3 separate regions of the Homo sapiens genome follow, and all the other regions are linked to region 1. Evidence: read pairs that join two places in POLR2A ChIA-PET (ENCODE). Cell type or tissue: GM12878. All regions are shown on one strand.

Evidence for each region. Peaks named below come from ENCODE experiments on the same cell type or tissue, not always from the same donor. Only the 100,000 strongest peaks of a DNase experiment are listed, where the experiment ranks them.
Region 2: POLR2A ChIA-PET joins it to region 1 with 7 read pairs; 6 of 35 experiments call an interaction of 5 or more read pairs at or near these places.
Region 3: POLR2A ChIA-PET joins it to region 1 with 6 read pairs; 1 of 35 experiments calls an interaction of 5 or more read pairs at or near these places.

Annotation. Positions count from the first base shown.
Region 1 is chr11:118,820,032-118,822,531 of GRCh38, reverse strand. It overlaps the pseudogene COX7CP3. Among named protein-coding and RNA genes, the nearest start is that of DDX6, 30 kb to the right of the region's middle. RefSeq lists an enhancer at 1,392-1,471. In GM12878, no CTCF peak of the experiment used is centred here; a DNase peak (open chromatin) is centred at 1,561; H3K4me3 peaks cover 546 bases; H3K27ac peaks cover 2,500 bases.
Region 2 is chr11:118,694,860-118,697,359 of GRCh38, reverse strand. The region is part of intron 2 of LOC105369519 (a long non-coding RNA gene); the gene reads right to left. Among named protein-coding and RNA genes, the nearest start is that of TREH, 16 kb to the right of the region's middle. In GM12878, no CTCF peak of the experiment used is centred here; a DNase peak (open chromatin) is centred at 1,419; H3K4me3 peaks cover 593 bases; H3K27ac peaks cover 2,121 bases.
Region 3 is chr11:118,446,911-118,449,410 of GRCh38, reverse strand. All of the region lies in intron 1 of KMT2A (lysine methyltransferase 2A), which reads right to left. Among named protein-coding and RNA genes, the nearest start is that of KMT2A, 12 kb to the right of the region's middle. In GM12878, no CTCF peak of the experiment used is centred here; a DNase peak (open chromatin) is centred at 980; H3K4me3 peaks cover 315 bases; H3K27ac peaks cover 1,274 bases.

The DNA.
Region 1 (2,500 bases):
CTTGAGCCCAGGAGGTTGATGCTACAGTGAGCTGTGACTGTGCCACAGCACTCAGTCTGGGCAGCAGTGAGACCTTGTCACACACACACACACACACACACACACACACACACACACACAAACACAAAAAAACCCCTCTGAGTTCAAGTTCCCCATGTCTTACATATAATCTTGAATATCAGCTCCTCAGGATGATGATAAAGATCTAAGCGGTCTTGTATTTGGAAAAGACAAGAGAAGGAGGGGCCACTGTAAACGGGGAATGAGAAGCCATTATCTATTTATGTCCAAGGCTAAATTGATTGACTGATTTTTCATGTCATGAGTTTATTCACAAACATATCTAGTATGCTACATGAGTTCAAGAGTTTGATCCATTTTTCAAAGGGATTGCATCTCTTGAAACACTCTTCATGTCTGTTCAATGGATAAACTAAAACATTCTTATTTCTTAAGCAGTTGGTGTTTTACTTTAAAGAAGGGTGCCGCAGATCCCGATCCCAGTACAAAGTCATCATAATTAGTAACTGCCACGTGTTTTTCATTGAAAATGGCAAATTCTTCCCTGGGCCCTCCGCATAGTGGCTCCTGCAGACCACAGATGTTGTCAACCATCTAATGCTCCGTCCCCACATGGAGCTCTTGGAAGCTCCACCAAAGTTGCAGAGACCCAAGCCAGAAGCAATGGCGGCACCAAACCCACTTGTTCATACCAAGTCCTCCTTTGCTCAGGACCTTGTTCCCCTGTGTCTGAAAGAGTAAATGTAAACGGTATTAACACAGGTATGGGGTAGATATGAACAAGGACTAGCCAACTTTCAGGAGTTTGAACTTCTACACAGACAATTGTAAAGATCTATGTAGGACTCCTCAGTTATTTTGTAGGAAGAAATTGATAATTCCTTGATAATTGATAATGCCTTTTTTTTTTTTTGAGATGGAGTCCCACTCTGTTGCCCAGGCTGGAGGGCAGTGGCACGATCTCGGCTCCCTGCAACCTCTGCCTCCTGGGTTCAAGCAATTCTCCTGCCTCAGCCTCCCGAGTAGCTGGGAATACAGGTGCGTGCCACCACACCCGGCTAATTTTTTGTATTTTTAGTAGAGACGGAGTTTCACCACGTTGGCCAGGCTGGTCTTGAACTCCTGACCTTGGATGATTCACCTGCCTCAGCCTCCTAAAGGGCTGGGGTTACAGGCATGAGCCACTGCGCCTGGCCAATATCCTCTATCTTTAATAAGCATGTCCAAGCAAGAATGGGATGGCTAACTAATCTGAATTCCAGCCAGTCCATGGAAGGTGATGTAAGGTGAAAAAATATGATTTCACAGGGCCAGGCATCATCACATCACCGAGCTACTTGTGAATTAGATAAGCCTATTCGCATGAGGGGACTCTGAGCATGAGTGGGAATCCCACAAAAGTCAAGCTACAAGGTTGAAGGTAGAGGGGGAATACCAAACCGGAACCTGACATTTCATACTGCTTCCCTGACAGGTCCTTTCAAAGAAACAAGAACTGAAATGCAGGCTTAACTGGCATGCAAAACAGGCAGCTATTTCAGTCTGAATCATGAGCAGGGGCCACAGTGGGCTATCTGAAACTGAGGGGCAAAGGAAATCTGCACACCAAGGCCTGAGCTGCTTATGACAAATAATTGAAACTGTCCAGGCAACTGGTCCATTCCAAGCATTAGCTGTGCTGGGAGCTGAGCCATGAAGCAGAATTTTAGATTTTCTTTCTTGCTAGAGCCGTGCAACAATGATCCTTCCCCTCCACCCCTCCCCTCTTCCCCAATATTCCTGCATTCCCCTTGCCTGTCACAGGACTGCGGGGCAGTGGCCTCTTAGCATGGCTTTCCTTTGACTGCGGTGTTGCCACGTCACCTGGTGCTCGGCCCCTCCCCCGCCCTGGCACAGGGTCATAACAGCCTGCAGTGTTGCCAAGGAGCTGGCACCGTCCAGACCCAGTGCACAGGGATGGGCCTGAGATGGCCGGCCACGTCATCTGTCACCCAGGGTGTTTATGCACCCTGCAGTCCAGCAATGCCAGGATCTGCCAAGAATCTTCAGGTTTATTATGCTTTCTTTGGCCTTCAAGAACTGGATGGCTGGCCAGGCGCGGTGGCTCATGCCTGTAATCGCAGCACTTTGGGAGGCCGAGATGGGTGGATCACAAGTTCAGGAGTTTGAGACCAGCCTGGCCAATATAGTGAAACCCTGTCTCTACTAAAAAAACCACAAAAATTAGCCGGGTGTGGTAGTGGGCGCCTGTAGTCCCAGCTACTCAGGAGACTGAGGCAGGAGAATCGCTTGAACCCAGGAGGCGGAGGTTGCAGTGAGCTGAGATCGCGCCATTCTACTCCAGCCTGGGCAACAGAGTGAGACTCCATCTCAAAATAAAATAAAATAAATAAATAAAATAAAAAGCCTGGATGGCTATCATTAAAACAAGTCACAGAAAGCTCTGATGGAAATAATTTTCAGACTTCCCTCTTGAAAT
Region 2 (2,500 bases), 130 kb after region 1:
AGGTCTGGGCATCTGGAATTCACTGCCAAGGCCGTGAGGAAGGTGGTCGACGTTCCAGCTCAGCGTCACCTGCCAGAGCCTCCTCCTTCCCCAGCAGGTGACCCCTTCCCCCTTGAACCGGAGATGAAGGTGTTTGCTATGATCTCACCTCCATGTTACTGACTGTCTCCATTCCCCTGGCTGAGCTAAGCCTCTGTGGCCATGGGTGTCCTCTGAGCTCTCATGCAAATGGTGAAGCCAAGCCTGGACTGCATGCGGACCATGGTAAGGCCCCAGAGGACATGGTCCTATTTGCTGCTTTGAGGCTGATCTTTGCTTATCTGACCACCAGGGTTACCCTGAGGCTGCAAGCGTGGAAGTAATGCCCAGGTAGGCCCCTGCCACCCTCCCTCCAGCCACAGGCTTGTGTTATGTGAGGTTCAGAGTGAGAAGGCTCCTGAAGGAGCAGCTTTGTGGTGATTGGCTGACAACACTCTCAACACGCCTCCTCTGAGCCTTCTGGAATATTTGCCAGGAACATGACTGAGGCCTGCACAGTGAGGCAGAGGACACAGTCCTCTGGGCCCCTCAGCTGCTGAAATGAAGTCAACTGCAGTGTTTCTACCCATAAGTGAAACAGGCGTATGGCTGACTATCTGCGCGGCTAAAATACATCATTTCCGACCTTTTTTCTTTTTTTTGAGATGGAGTTTCACTCTTATTCCCCAGGCTAGAGTGCAATGGCGTGATCTCAGCTCACTACAACCTCCACCTCCCAGGTTCAAGCAATTCTCCTGCCTCAGCCTCCCAAATAGCTGGGATTACAGGCATGTGCCACCATGCCCTGCTAATTTTGTATTTTTAGTAGAGACGGGGTTTCACCATGTTGGTCAGGCTGGTCTCAGAACTCCTGAGGTCAGGTGATCCACCCACCTCAGCCTCCCAAAATGCTGGGATTACAGGCATAAGCCACCGTGCTGGCTAGTTTTGTATTTTTAGTAGAGACGGGGTTTCACCATGTTGGTCAGGTTGGTCTTGAAACTCCTGAGGTCAGGTGATCCACACGCCTTGGCCTCCCAAACTGCTGGGATTACAGGTATGAGCCACCGCGCCCGGCTTATCATTTCCAACTCTTACAATGGCTTTTGAAGAGAGCTGTTACTATCCCCACTTTGCCAAAGAAGAAACTGAGGCTCAGAGAAGTCATATAACTTGCCTGCATGCAAGCCAAATGTGGTCTCAGAGGTCAAAGTCAGGTGGTCCCAGGGGGTGGGGTGGTGGGGTGGGCAGGCCCGAGCTCTGAGCTAGGGCAGGTGCTCTTTTGGCCCCGAGTTCCTGCCATTGCAGGCAGCACTGATTGAGGAAAGTGAGTGGGAGGTGTTAGACCATAGTAGTTTCACAGCAGCAAATGACTGTCACAGTAAGGACAAGCCTGTTCTTTGCCTGCTTATTTATTTATTTAACTACCACTCACCACAACAGAAACTGGTTATCTGCAGGTGCACAGCTATTCTAAGAGAGTGAATGGGTGTGCAGCTTCCTATTAGAGCTCCAAGGATCAGTCAGAGCCCTCCGGCCTGGCCCGCCCTGCCCTGCCAGCTCTGCTGCCCCGGGAGGCCACCTCACGTGCCGGCTGCTTCACTGCTCTCCCCTCCCGTCCAAATGGGGCCAAACCAAGCATGGTGGTGAACTTTTTTTTTTTTTTTAAGACAGAGTCTCGCTCTGTTGCCTCAACCTCCCCAGTAGCTGGGACTACAGGCACCCGCCACCACAGCCGGCTAATTTTTGTATTTTTAGTAGAGACGGGGTTTCACCATGTTGGCCAAGATGGTTTCAAACTCCTGACCTCAGATGATCCACCCACCTAGGTAGGCCTCCTAAAGTGCTGGGAGTACAGATATAAGCCACCGAGCTCGGTTCTGATAGACTCTTTTTAAAAATTCTCAAAAATGTCCGGGCGCGGTGGCTCACACCTGTAATCCCAGCACTTTGGGAGGCCAAGGTGGGTGGATCACCTGTGGTCAGGAGTTCAAGACCAGCCTGGCCAACATGGTGAAACGCCATCTCTACTAAAAATACAGAAATTAGCCGGGTGTCATGGCGCATGCCTATAGTCCCAGCTACTCGGGAGGCTGAGGCAGGAGAATCGCTTGAACCCGGGAGGTGGAGGTTGCAGTGAGCCCAGATCACGCCACTGTACTCCAGCCTGGGAGACAGGGCGAGACTCTGTCTCAAACAACAACAACACAAAATTCTCAAATGATTTTATTATCAGCTGTAGCACAACCCAGGAAGGTGCATAAAACACATATGGCAGTTTAACAGATCACTGTGAAGCAGACACCTGGAAATCGAGTGGTGACAGGGCCTTGCATCCCAGAAGCTGGAAGTGCGCAGCTCCACACCATCCCGGCCTCGCTGCCCGCCACGGGGGATGTCGGGAAGCGTTTGCCCTAGAGCTCAGGTGAGAGGTCTGGGGATCCAGAGCTGGTGTCTACCAGACAAGGCAGGTGTGAGAAGC
Region 3 (2,500 bases), 370 kb after region 1:
TTAAAATTTTTATTTTGTAGAGATCAGGTCTTACCAAGTTGCCCAGGCTAGTCTTGAACTCCTGGCCTTAAGCAATCCTCCCACCTCAGCCTCCCACAGTGCTGGTATTACAGTTGTGAGCCACTGTGCCCAGCCCACCAACACAATTTTGACTTATTATTTTTTAGGAATATTCAAATATATGAGTTGGGAAATTTTGTGTTCTTAATATTTTGTAAAACCAGTTGGTCTCTTTTGGCTCCCACATCATATTTGGAAGTTTGCCATCACATTCTGAGAAGCCCACATTAGGTGGCATTAACCTATTAAAAAAAAGAAAGTCCCTGGTATTTTTTATTACTCCAACACTTGAATCTCTCAAGTAGAACAAAGAATCGTAAGACAATTTGTCTTTGCTTTTATAATCCCGTTTTCTGAATTTATACAAGCAGTTTTATGAATTTTACATCTCTTGTTTTCTGAATGTATGACAAGAAATTAAAAGTTATAGGGAAAGTATGAATTTGTTCTACTTCCAATTCCCAGAGTTTCTCAAATGACATCCAACTTTATAATTAAGGAGTCAAACTGCCCTTCGCTTTGCCAACAATTGCAGAATTCCTGCAACAATCCAGCTTCACCTATGAACCCCAGGCATTTTATGAGACTGGTTAAAAGTAGAGACCATTCATTATATGCCACTTAAAAAATACTTAAGATGTATAACTAATCTTAAATAAATCTAGTATCAGTTCACTTGAAAGAAGGAATTCATACACAATTCCAGTAGGAAATTCAAAAGTCCTAAAGCTTCAATAACCCAATGAAGGTTTTGGAGTTAAGAGTTAGTAGGAAAACTGGCTGGTGGTAATATCAGCTCTGCCCAGACTTTTGGTAATCTATATGAATAATCCCAATTCAAGTTTTCATTCTGACTGTACAGGAAATGCTTTCTGCAACCCAACATATCTAAAAAGGTTTCATTCTGAGTGATGCAAGCCCTCTACACAGCCTCAAAAGCCAAGGGTCAGAGGCTTTTATAATACTAACTAACATGAAGCAAACTTCTATTAGTTTGGAAATGATTTATAAGCATTTGTTACAATGTATCCACAAGCAGTGACAGCCTTAACAAGAGCTATTCTGAACTATACCTCTTTAAATGACAACTGAAAATGGACATAAAAGCTACAAATACTTATTTGTTTCCTATATTGATACCACACCTACTGTTTTCCTTGGTTTCTCTTGATGTTTAAGATTTCTCTCTTAGCTCCACTTAAAAATTTGTATTCTCCTATAAAGCCACTACAAAAACCATTACTTCCTAAAGAAATATCTCTGGAAGCTTCCTACTGGAAAGTAATTATTGCTTCGAGGAGCTGAATAAGAATTTATTTACTGATTCACAGAAGGAAAAGGTAGCTTAAGAGGTCATTTTATACATATGTAGGCAGGACTGTACTTTTAAAATATACTTCCAGAGAAGATAATAAAATTATTTTGGTAACCTTTTTACCATGACTGTAATGACAACCATCATTACCAATAAGTTCTTTACACAACTACTCCTGATTTCGGTTTAAACCTATTTTCTCTTATTCTGCTGTCAGTGGAGCTGGGAAACCGCTGGTTACCATTCCTAATAATGGATCCATTCATGTTTTTTGAAGAGTTATTAAGTTGCCTCTTAACCTTTCATTCTCTCAACCTTTCCTCATAGGACTGACTTCCAATCATATAATCATCTTTTGAGTCTCCTCAGAACCGTCTCCAAGGTCTCCTCATCCCTTTTAAGTTGAGGAACCTAGAAATGGAAACAACACTCAAGTAAGGGGATGATCAGTGCTAAGTATTATCTACATAAAAGATAATGCCATCCCATCAGGATACCCTAACATCGCTTTCAAAACCCCAATCAATACCTTTACAAAAATGTCGCATCATGGCACCTGTGCTTTCCTTTGCCATACTTAAATTAGTATTTCTTAATGATTAGTCCAAATATTCTGTTCGTAGTCTTAAGTTCTCCTAGTTTATGTAATGTGTCCCAGCAAAGTATTCCTAAAAGTTGTATGGACATCAAATTTTCAATTCAACAAATACTATATAAAAAGTCACCATTATAAAAAACATAAAACATAAATGATGACTTAGAAATGGCCCGTGTCTTAAGGGAGTCACTATCTAATGGGACAAAGACAGACACATTTCAAAAGTACCACGACATAAGGTATACGGGGTTAAATTTTTTAAGGATAACATACAAAACACAAAAAGAAAACAGGAAAGAAGTTCAGTTTCAACTAGCAGTACAATCTGTGAAAACTTCATGGAAGAGTTAGGATCTGGGGATCTGAGTTGAACCATGGGAGACGAATAATAAGCCCAAGACAGGTCAAAATGGGAAAGACTTTAAGGCAAAGGAGAGGCTTTAGCAAAGGTACAAAGGCAGATAAACAAAGACTGTGGAGAACACCTAATAGTTCAGTAGTCCAATGTGGTTGAAGCAGTAACGATG